Regions from separate parts of the Homo sapiens genome. Here region 1 is linked to region 2. A link is a contact called in ENCODE Hi-C or POLR2A ChIA-PET data. All regions are on one chromosome and are shown on one strand. Each heading gives the region's core, a stretch centred on a gene start or an enhancer-like site at or near the end of the contact. The rest is flanking DNA. Distances are from core to core; before and after follow the strand shown.

Region 1 (5,292 bases), core at 2,793-5,292, 570 kb after region 2:
CTTCCAGGTGGGCAAATGATGGAGGGGCATGATGTTCCTGGAAAACTGGAAACCTAAAAGTCTTGGTTATTCAACCAGAATGTTAAATAAACAACACATCCATATGATGGAATATTACTTAACCATTACAAAGTATGATCGTTATGTACCAATTGCAATAAGCCCTTAGACTGAAAAGTCAGTAAGTGAGCCCAGGAGGTATACAGCACTACCCTCTGTAGCAGCAAGCGTGCATAGCCACAGGCTCTCTCTGGAACGACACAGGAGAAAGTGGTGGCATTCTGGCCTGCAGGCTCACGCTCTCCCCTTAGGGGATGTTATCTGTGGCCACATCCAGTCTGCCTGCCAGACCATGCTCTTCCCGAGGGTCTACGGAGCCTGGTGCCAGTAGTCTTAGTTCAGTCTCCAAGTGAATGATTCGCAATAGTCTGTAGCTTACAAATTGCCATCCCTCTGACTGCGGGCAGGGCCAGATTCAGGGGTTTGGCGACGACCACAGACTGTCTGTCCATCTGGAAGATGGGCTAGATGTGCGCAGAACAGGGGCTCATGGCTGAAGAGGGCACAGTTCCCACATGCGCCTGCTGTCCAAGGAGCAGAAACAGACCCTGGGGCAAGAGAAGCCAGAGTGCCAGTTCAGGGAGAGCTGCTGCCGCCTTCTGTCCTGCAGGAAAGAAGACTTGGCAAGGTCACACCGGCAAAACAAGGATTTGTATGCAGGTCTGACTCCAAAGCCCGGGCATGCTGCCTTCTGCAGAGGCCAATCAGGGAGGGCTTCACTGGGGAGTCATATGCAGTCTTTTTTTCTTTTTTTTTTTCTTTTTTGAGACGGAGTTTCACTCTTGTAGCCCAGGCTGGAGTGCAATGGCATGACCTCGGCTCACTGCAACCTCTGCTTCCTGGGTTCAAGCGATTCTCCTGCCTCAGCCTCCCGAGTAGCTAGGATTACTGGCTGATTTTTTGTATTTTTAGTAGAGACGGGGTTTCACCATGCTGGCCAGGCTGGCCTCAAACTCCTGACCTCAGGTGATCTGTCTGCCTCGGCCTCTTGAAGTGCTGGGATTACAGGCGTGAGCCACCGCGCCCGGCGGTCTCATGCAGTTTTGCAAAGTCAAAGCAGACGAGGGTTGGCATGTTCCACGCAGAAGGAATGCTGTCTAGAAACAGAAGAGAGTGGCGTGACCTTGAGAGTACAGGGTTCTGTATTGGGTCAGTGGGGGCAGGAAGGCAGCAGGGAAAGCAATTTGGGAAACTGGTCAGAAATGATGCAGGAAGTGCTGGCTGGAGCCTGGCTACAAAGACTCATGGGTTCCTGGCCATGGAGCCTGAAGTCAGTCCTATAACTGTTTGGATTCCAACTGACGGCTTGAATACAGGTTCAGCTCCACCTCTGCTTCCAGAAGATCATTCTGGCAGTGAGGTGAGGGCAGATTGTAGGGCGTCTGGCTGGAGGGAGGGAGACCTGTTGGGAGGCAGTGGCAACAATTCAGGTGAGCAGGTGGTGGCCAGGACAAGGGCTGGCGTGGGTGACATAAGAGTTTGAGAGGAACTGAGAAGGAAGAAGGGCATGTAATTGGCGGAAGACAGCAACTGTGCGAAAGGGAGGAGGTAAAGGTGACGCTCAGGTTTCTAGATCAAGGAACAGGGTCTCCAGTTGTACCCTTCACGGAGGTGAGAAATCCAGATTTGGCTGGAATCCGAGTTCAGTTTTTTGTTTGTTTTTTTGAGACTGAGTCTCTGACGCCCAGGCTGGAGTGCAGTGGTGCGATCTCGGCTCACTGCAATCTCTGCCTCCTGGGTTCAAGCGATTCTCCTGCCTTAGTCTCCTGAGTAGCTGGGATTACAGGCGCCTGCCACCGTGCCAGGCTAATTTTTGTATTTTTAGAAGAGACGGGGTTTCATCATGTTGGCCGGGCTGGTCTTCAACTCCTGACCTCAGGTGATCCGCCCGCCTCGGCCTCCCAAAGTGCTGGGATTACAGGCGTGAGCCACCGCGCCCGGCCCTGAGTTCAGTTTTTTTAAGGACACAATTAGAGGTGCTCACGGGATGTTCAAGCAGGGAGGCTGGTGGATACCTTCGATTCGCTCGTTCACCTACGTGGACTTATTAAACAGCCAGGCTCCCTGGCCTTGGGAGAGTCCTTCTGGTGGGGAGACAGATGATAAATAACTGAAGTAATGGAAAAGGGGCAGTTCAAGAAAAGTGTTGTGGAGGAAGAAAACAAGAAAGCCCGCCAGAAGGGGACTGGAGGTCGGCCCCGAGGGTGTGTCCGCTAGAGGGGGCCTCTCCAGGTGGACTGCGGGTGAGAGTAAAGGGGGCATGTGGGGGAAAAGCATTCTAGGGAACAGCAAGTGCGAGGACCTGGAGACGGCAGAGGGGCTGGTGGGACAGGCGCCCAAGAGGAGGCCCAGGCTGTCCCTCCGGGGCGTGGGGAGAGGCATGGGGCTGGGTCCCTGCAGGAGCTCACAAGCCACAGTGGGGAGCAGAAGCGTTACGCTGAGTACAGTGGGAGCCACTGAAAGGGTTAAAGACCCCTGGGGGTGCTGAGTGGGAAGAGGCTCTGGGAGCTGGAGTGGACGCAGGGAGACCAGTTATAAGGCGAATGCAGGAGTCCAGGCAAAAGAGAATATTCCAGTGTGTATCTTAAGACTTAACTTTTTACACACAGAACACCCTGCGCCCCTCTCAGAGCCTCCGGGGTCTTCATGCGAGCAGTTTATCACGGTTCTTTCGTCTTAAACCCTCTTACTATTTCAGCAAACACCCTCTCCTCAGCCTGGTCAACCCCTCTGCCCAACCCGAGTGGGCCCCGAAGGAACAAGTGGGGACCAGAGTCCTGCTCATGTGAGTGGTGGGGCCCAGCCCGTTCCCCTAAGACCAGAATTCTCTCGCTCAGAGCAAAGCCCCGGGGTGCCGGGATTCTCTCTCTGCTCCCGCTCCCTGGATGGAGCTTTTAAAAAAGGAGGATTCCTCACTGCGGCCTCTGCCCCTTGCACTGAGCGCCAACCCGCATCACAGCTCAGCAAAGGCGCGCGCAGTGAACAGACGGAGGAGGGGTGGCTCCTCGCTGAGCTGAAGGCTGCGGCGACGAAAATAAACAGCATGGTTCCTGCTCTCCACGAACCTGGCGCTGCAGACGTGGGCAAACCACACCAAGAGACGCGAGCAACCGAAATATAGGGAGAAAAAAAAAGGTGCCCTGGACAGCGGGCTAGATGTCTCCTGCAGGCTCGAGGACTTCCCGGAGGGGGCGGCGTTTTCTCGGGGCCTGGGAAGAATGGGCGGGTTTCAGCGGGCGCCTTCTGGGTGACTGCCCGTTTCGGCTTCCCCTGACCCCGTAACAGAGCGGAAGAGGCCCAGAGACGCCAGAGGAGGGGCGTCAGCGGGACACTCAGGCCAATAAGCTCTGACTCCCGCTGTCTGCAAAAATGACCGGATGCAGGAATGTCACCTAGAACCGGCCAGCTTTCCGACCTCTCCGGTCAAGGACGCATTCCTAAGAGACGAAGGGAGAATGACAGAAGTTAAAAACAACCAAACAAAAGCCAGGTTGAGGCCTCTAGGTGGGTCTCCGCTACCGATGGATTCAGCCGGTGGGGCTGCAGGAGGTTCCTATAAGCGTGGTCCCCTCTCCCCGCACCGAGTCCGGCCCCGGCCCTGGGATTTCCCCAGCCGCCGCCCCGCCCCCTCCGCCCCGCCGCCCCCGCCGCCCCGCCGCCCCCTCCGCCCCCGCCGCCCCCTCCGCCCCCGCCGCCCCCTCCGCCCCGCTTGCCCCTGGCGCCGCTGCGACCTTTCCCTTACTTTCCAGGGCCTCAGGCCCCGCCCCTCGCTCCGACCAAAACACGTGCCGCGTCCCGCCCTGCCCGATCACGCCGCGGCCAGGCTCCGATCACGCGGCCCCCCGCGGCGCTCATTGGCCGGCCGGGCACGAATTGGCTGGTGGTGGCCGGCCCCGCCCCGGCAGGGGCGCGGTGTATTTTGGTTCGCCTCCGCGCCCCGCCCCGCCAGCCGCTCCCTCCGCGGCCGCCCCGCCCCTCCCGCGCCGCGAGGGCCGCGCCGGGGCAGAGCCGCGCGGGCGGGCGAGGCGCGTGCCGGCCGCAGGAGCTCCGGGTTGCCGCCGCCGCCGCCGCCCGCAGCCCACGTGCGGCCGCTGCTGCGCCCGAGCTCACGCCCCGCGGCCGCTTTGTTGCTCCCGGCCGGCCTGCACGATGCACACGCCGGACTTCGCAGGCCCAGACGACGCGCGCGCAGTGAGTGGTGGGGCTGCCGCGGCGGGACTACTCGTCTGAGCGAGGGGCGAGGCGGGGGAAGTGGTGCGGCACTCGCGCGCCTGTAAATGCGGGAGGTGGGGCGTGCAGGGCTTCGCTGCGGCCGCGCCGGTAGGGGCCTGGGCGGGCTCCGGAGCCGGGCGGGGCGGCGGCCGCGACGGGCGCGCCCGGGTCGGCGGGGGCGAGGAGGGGGCGTGTTCCCCGCGCAGCTTTGTCTTGCGCTTCCTGGGCGGCCCCGCCCCGCTGGCCCCGCGGCTATTTCCAGCCATGACGTCACCCCGGTCCTGTGAGCCGGACGGCCGTTGGGCGGGGGAGCGGCTGGCGGGAACGCGGCACGCGGCCTTGGGGGCGGGGCAAGAGCTGCTGGCGGGAACGCGGCACGGTTTTGGGGGCGGGGCACGCGGCCGTCGGGCGGGTTAAGAGCGGCTAGCGGTAGTGCCGCTCGGGCCTGGGGGCGGGCAAGGTCTAGGGGCCGGGGCAACGACGGGAGGCGGGAGCGCCGCACTGCCTTGGAGGCGGGGCAACGCTTGGAGGCGGGAACGCGGCACGCGAGCGTTGGGGGCCCTAAGCGTCGCGACCTGGGGGCTTCGGGGAGGTAGCCGTGGACGTGGGCAGAGCGCGGGCCTCGTGGTGTGCGGGCACTGTGGGCCGGGCGAGCCCCTTCCCGCCCGTGTGGTGAGTCGGCCTCGGCGCCCGGTTCTGTGACATCACAGGGGGTTTAGTGGCGCAGCCTGCGGGACAGAGGCCGGGGATTTGAGGTGGCCTCGTCTTGTTTGATCTCGGGGAACCTCGGCAGACGGAAAGCTTTGATGCTTTGGTGCATGGCAGATAGAGAGGAAACGTGTATCTTCGTACATTTAAAGTTTCCTTTCCTTTTTTTTTTTTTTGATAGGGAGTCTCGCTCTATCGCCCAGGCCGGAGTGCAGTGGGCGCGCGATCTCGGCCCACTGTAACCTCCCTGGGAGGGAGGGGTATTACTCTTCTCAGAGTAATATCACCCTCTCGCCCCCGGCTTAGTTTTCT
Region 2 (5,794 bases), core at 1,437-3,936:
GAATGGCGGCAGCTGCCTGTAGTCCCAGCTACTCAGGAGGCTGAGGCAGGAGAATTGCTTGAAACAGGGAGGCAGAGGTTGCAGTGAGCCAAGATCACATTACTGCACTCCAGCCTGGATGATAGAGCGAGACTCTGTCTCCAAAAAAAAAAAAAAAAAGAACTAGAGGCCAGGCGTGGTGGTTCACGCCTGTAATCCCAACACTTTGGGAGGTCAAGGTGGGTGGATCATCTGAGGTCAAGAGTTTGAGACCAGCCTGGCCAACATGATGAAACCCCATCTCTACTAAAAATACAAAAATTACCCAGGCGTGGTGGTGTGCCTGTAATCCCAGCTACTTGGGAGGCTAAGGCAGGAGAACCCAGGAATCACCTTAACCCAAGAGACAGAGGTTGCAGTGAGCTGAGATCACATCACTGCACTCCAGCCTGGGCGACAGAGCGAGATTCTGTCTCAAAAAAAAAAAAAAAAAGAAGCAACTAGAAGATTATTAGTGAGTTTCAGTCAAATTCAGTACCAAATGTTGAGTAGATAGCCACATCCATTCCTTGCCAAGTAATTTGTGTGGCATAGATGAACTTCCCTGGAGTATCATTTACTAGATCAAACTGTGGGCTTTGATGTAAATGTAGTTTACTAGACTTTCCCCAGTCTTTCACCCCAGCCTCAAGTCATCACTAATTAGGACCGTGCTGCTGTCAGGAAGCACTGCACGCCCACAAGTGTGTAGGGCGGCCGTTCTGTTTCATGGTAATCAGTCCCACCATGACCTCTGCACACACAGATGATTGTTCTTTTTTTTAGTTTGAGACCCGGTCTCGCAGTGCCGCCCAGGCTGGAGTGCAGTGGTGCAGTCACAGCTCACTGCAGCCTCAACCTTCCCGGCTCAGTGATCCTCCCACCTCAGACTCTTATCTGGGACCACAGGCACACGCCACCACAGCTGGCTAATTTTTTATGAGATGATGGTTTTTTTAAAGAGTATTCATTTATCTTCTATATAATCATTATAGACTTAATTCTAACAGTCTTGTTTGTGCCTCACTTTCAGACTGTAGAATGTGAAGAGGGAAGTGAAGACGATGAATCCCTCCGAGAAATGGTGGAGCTGGCTGCACAGAGACTGTACGAGGCCCTGACGCCAGTTCACTGAGACTGTGCCTGTATATGAACTTTGAAAAAATACTTGACTCTACTTTTGTTACCTAAAATAAAATGCATTCGTTTCTCTGGGGGAGCCTGTTTACTTTTAATGTCAAATGGCCTTTATTTCAACAGCCTGAATACTGCTAAATTGCTAATTAATTTGTCCATTATTCTAGAACTAACTACTAGATCAACTGCCCATTATTTTAGAATTTTGGATTCTTCTTCCAGGCATGTATGTGCAGCTCCCATTGAAACCATCAAGATCTGCCGATAGCAACCGCTGCTGGTTACCCTCTCCTCTGGGGTAACCAATTTGAGTTAATAATAAGGATTCTAAGTTGCACTTGAATCTTTTCTGTCTTCATCTCCACTGCTGCTGTTCGAGTCCAAGTCTACTCTCCCCTCTGAATTCCTGCAACCACCTCCATCTCCTCCCCTATAGCTGATTCCTGGAACAGACCTGGCCTCAAGCCTCTGCTGCTTGAAGGCCTTAATGAAGTCCTTGTGATAAAGATGAAGTCCAGGCACCTTTGCTTGCTCTAGCAGGGGCTCTCAATCTGGGCTACCCGTGGGAATCACGTGGGGTGCATCACAAGTGCACCTGTGCCCAAGTCCTGCCACCAGGAGGTGAGTTAGTCCGGCTGGAATGAGGGCCCTAGGTTGGATCTTAGTTGTAAAGCTCCCCCAGGTGATCCAAGCGAGCTTGGGACGAGCAACCTAAAGAAAGTCATGCTCTACGCCCATCGCCCCGCCCCAGGGAGCGGGGTCGGCCTCTGCGCCGGCGCCCCTGGCCCTTCTGTTACTCATCTACAGCTCCGTGATTTCAAGGCATCCTTCCCACCCGTTCGTTTTTAGCTCGGCTGCCGAACTTCATTGCACAGTTGAGGTAAGAACGTTGCATTACAACCACGTTTTAACAGGTGAATCCCTTGGAAGTTAGTCAGTGCTCCGTGTCCGCGGGGTTCTGCATCTGCGCATCCACCCCACGGCGGGAAAAAGAAAAGCGGCCGGCTGCGCGCGCACTGAAGGTGCAGCTGCTTTCCCTTGTCATTCGCAGAACCACGAGGTACTGCCAGGGTTTCCGCAGTGCCTGCGTCCTCGTGGGTGTTACAGGCCCTCCAGAGTGACGCTGGGCGCAGGAGGCCGCGCGCGCATCCCACGACCTCTTCCAGGGGGGCCTGGAGCAGCCCTCCGCCCCACCGAGAGCCAGCTGTGCTTCCCGCCGCGCGTCCTGAGGTCACACTCCTGCCCTTTGCCGAACGCACCTGCGCCCGCGGAGCGCGGGGTGGGCTTAGAAGGGCCCCCAACCGCTTTTCTTCCGGGAACCACGCAGCGGGACGCGGGCTCCGGACTCCCTGGGGGCAGCCTTGCTGTGGGTGAGCAAGCGCGGAGGCCGAGCTTCTTGCAAACGGACTCCAAGGGGCAACGACCTTCGCGCGTCACCAAAGTGACTGCGTGGGTGCCCACGAGCCCGGCTCCCGCAACCCACGGGCGGCCACTGCGCAGGCGCCTCTCGTGGCTGGCGGCCCCGCCCCGCCCCGCCCGGCTGCTCCATGGCGCTGTGCGAGGCCGCGGGCTGCGGGAGTGCCCTGCTCTGGCCTCGCTTGTTGCTCTTCGGGGACTCCATCACCCAGGTACGGCCGCCCCGACGCTCGGCCTCCCGCCCCGGCCTCCCTGCGGGGTCGCTGCCGAGCAGGCCGAGGCTCCTCGCCGTCCTCTTCGGCGCCCGAGACGGCTGGGCCGGAGGCCTGGCCACGCCCGTGGAGACACCGGAGGAGTGGCGGGTCCCCCAGTGGCTGCGCCTTCCGGGCCCGCGGCGTCCCGGAGGTCACGACGGCGTCCGCGAGAGCCCGGGCTCCAGGCACAGACGCGAGGGGACCCGGCCGCGCTGCCCGCCCCGCGCCGCCTCCCACCCGGGTCGAGATGCGCGGTCTTCCCCTCAGCGCCCTCCTGGGCAGCGGCCTTTCCCCTCCGGGTCCGGGTTAGCGGCCGCGGGCGACCGCGCGCTGTGTCCCAGGAGGCCCCGCGGCCAGCTCCGGGCAGAGGCGCCAGGAGCTCTCTCGCCCCATTCCCTGCGGGCACAGGTGGGGCCGTTAGGGGTTGACCTTGGAAGTAAAACGCCTTCAGGAATTAGGTAGAAAAGGACCATCCGTTCATCCAAGATCATCTCACCTCCCATGAAGGGAACGGTCTTCTAAATGCAGGTTCTTACTTCGGGGAGGGAGTAGAAATTCCATTCCTGTGTGTGTCCTCTTCTCAGACAGGACTTGCTTCACCAGGCTTTTGTGTATACGCCAGTAACTGGTAACATTATGTTTAGGCATATGGGGCAGTCAGAGCTGCCGAATTCCATGGGAATGTGTATGAAAAAGTGTTCACCCTCAGCTCGGTAACCAGCAAAGCAGTGAGGCGGTGTGGCCTTCATTTCCTCACTGACCTTTGACTTTATTTCCTGAACTTAGATTTCTGTTTAGCTTTTTTTTTTTTTTCTTTTTTTCTTTTTTTGAGACGGAGTCTCGCTCTGTCGCCCAGACTGGAGTGCAGTAGCGCGATCTCGGCTCACTGCAAGCTCCGCCTCCCGGATTCAAGCGTTTCTCCTGCCTCAGCCTCCCGAGTAGCTGGGATTATAGACGTGCGCCACCACACCGGGCTAATTTTTGTAATTTTAGTAGAGACGGGGTTTCGCCATGTTGACCAGGCTGGTCTCGAACTCGAGACCTCATGTGATCCGCCCGCCTTGGCCTCCCAAAGTGCTGGGAATACAGGCTGTTTAGCTTTTGATAGAGAAAAATCCCCCTCTGCTAAAGTGCTGCCAGGTGTACTTACCTGTAATCCCCAAAATGACCTCCTGGAGTGAAGCAATCAAAGCCAAGAAGGGAGCGCCGAGAAAACAGAAGTTGCCAATCAGAACTGCCCTCGCTGAGATGCCCGGTTACAGTCATTAGTAGTAATAATGGGCTTTTCTTCCTCCAGTTTTCCTTCCAGCAGGGTGGATGGGGAGCATCGCTGGCTGACAGGCTGGTCAGGTGAGAATGGTTTCCGATACTTGAGTTCTTATGGATGGAAAATGTCTTAGGGATCCGTCTTATGGATGAAGGATAGTTCTGAACAGAACATTCCTCCTTTATTAATTTTGCTTGCCTCCCCTAATCAGTATATAGGAGAAGGAACAGAAAACATTTACTCTTCACTCAGTCTGACCAATTAGATATTTTAGGGTTGAGCACTGATGGCTGGGTAGACTCAGACAAATCAAGGAAATGGCCAAGGCCTCTTCCCTAGTCAGGGGCAGACAGATCCAAGTCCAGCTGCTATGACTGCAGAACTTGCAGTTTCACTGCTACACCACACTGGTAGGAAGCTACTTTGCCTTTTTTTGAAGTGCTGCCATGACTTAAGACTCACCTTGTCACAATTCTACCGCACTTTGTTTTGGTTTTTGGTGGTTTTTGTTTTGCGACAGGGTCTCTTGTTAGGCGCGTCCACGTGAAGAGACCACCAAACAGGCTTTGTGTGAGCAACAAGGCTGTTTATTCACTTGGGTGCAAGTGGGCTGAGTCTGAAAAGAGCAAAGGGAGATGGGTAGGGCAGTACTATAGGATTTGGGTAGGTAGTGGAAAATTACAGTTAAAGGTGGTTATCTATTGTTAGCAGGGGAAGGGGGTCACAAGGTGCTCTGTGGGGAGCTCCTGAGACTCATTGTCCAGGGGAGGAATGCCACAAGGTCGATTGATTAGTTAGGGTGGGGCAGGAACAAATCACAATGGTGGAATGTCATCAGTTAAGGCAGGAACTGGCTGTTTCACTCCTTTTGTGGTTCTTCAGTTGCTCCAGGCCACCTGGATGTATACGTGCAGGTAACAGGTTATGACGGCTTAGCTTGGGCTCAGAGGCCTGACAACTCTGTCACACAGGCTTGAGTGCAGCAGTGTGATCAGGGCTCACTGCAGCCTCCACCTCTGGGGCTGAAGGCATCATCACCTCAGCCTCCTGAGTAGCTGGGACCAACAGGCACTCGCTACCACACCCAGCCCAGCACTTCATTAAAGTATTGTGATTTCACTCTGTAAAATGGCTAGTCGCATTTTATAATCATTACACACACAAACAATCTCTTAGAAATAAGGCTGAGTTTCGGTGGTGGTTCTGCAGTTTATAAATGCCACCTGAGAACTTTGAGCAGTGTCAGAAAGTGTCCCCTTGTGCTGCTTTGGAGCCGCTGCCTGACGCTGTGGCCTGCAGTTCTCCGCGGGTGCCCCAGCTTCTCTGCTTGGTTATGCATGTATGGGAATGTGAATACAGCAAAATGAACCATATTGATTTACTAATCATAAGTTGAACCCCAGGCGTCATTTTAAGAAAACTTTATGGACAACTTTAAATATCTACAGAAGCAAAGAGTGAAATGAGCCCATCCATCCCTCCTATGGATTATTCTGAAGCAAATCCCAAATCATATCATTTTACCAAGACTAAGAAAAAAAGAGTCCCTCTTATGTGACTGGTATTCTCTGAGGGGTTTCAAACCTACTGCCTGATGCGAATCCTTAACTGGGATTCTCCTCACTTTACATGTGAGGAAGGAGCACAGCGTGCCCAGGGTCACGCCTAGTCACACAGGGAGCCGAGAAACAAATCCAGGCAA

The links. Hi-C counts contacts between places; a loop is a spot of excess contacts on that map. ChIA-PET counts read pairs that join two places held with the same protein, here RNA polymerase II (POLR2A). Pooled maps may share reads with other maps.
Region 1: a loop to region 2 is called in a map of B cell, with 20 times the contacts of the local background. The contact joins the promoter of KLF11 here to the promoter of IAH1 in region 2. A Hi-C loop is called at or near these places in 5 of 168 maps with a recorded cell type or tissue (B cell, CD4-positive, alpha-beta T cell, CD8-positive, alpha-beta T cell and 2 more) and 16 of 50 pooled maps. POLR2A ChIA-PET finds 5 or more read pairs at or near these places in 6 of 52 experiments (CD4-positive, alpha-beta memory T cell, CD8-positive, alpha-beta T cell, Panc1 and 3 more).

The regions. Positions count from the first base shown.
Region 1 is chr2:10,039,508-10,044,799 of GRCh38, forward strand. KLF11 (KLF transcription factor 11) reads left to right here and starts at 4,043. Exons shown (of 4, transcript NM_003597.5): 1 at 4,043-4,251. The coding sequence starts at 4,210. It overlaps KLF11-DT (KLF11 divergent transcript), which reads right to left and starts at 3,894. Exons shown (of 3, transcript NR_135558.1): 1 at 3,803-3,894; 2 at 3,126-3,497; 3 at 2,046-2,144. RefSeq lists a promoter at 3,301-4,200 and silencers at 3,887-4,116, 4,407-4,456, 4,577-4,626, 4,667-4,736.
Region 2 is chr2:9,471,865-9,477,658 of GRCh38, forward strand. It overlaps IAH1 (isoamyl acetate hydrolyzing esterase 1 (putative)), which reads left to right and starts at 2,687. Exons shown (of 6, transcript NM_001039613.3): 1 at 2,687-2,783; 2 at 4,123-4,175. The coding sequence starts at 2,703. CPSF3 (cleavage and polyadenylation specific factor 3) reads left to right here. Exons shown (of 18, transcript NM_016207.4): 18 at 1,052-1,237. The coding sequence ends at 1,153. RefSeq lists a silencer at 2,459-3,228 and enhancers at 2,498-3,265, 3,746-4,306.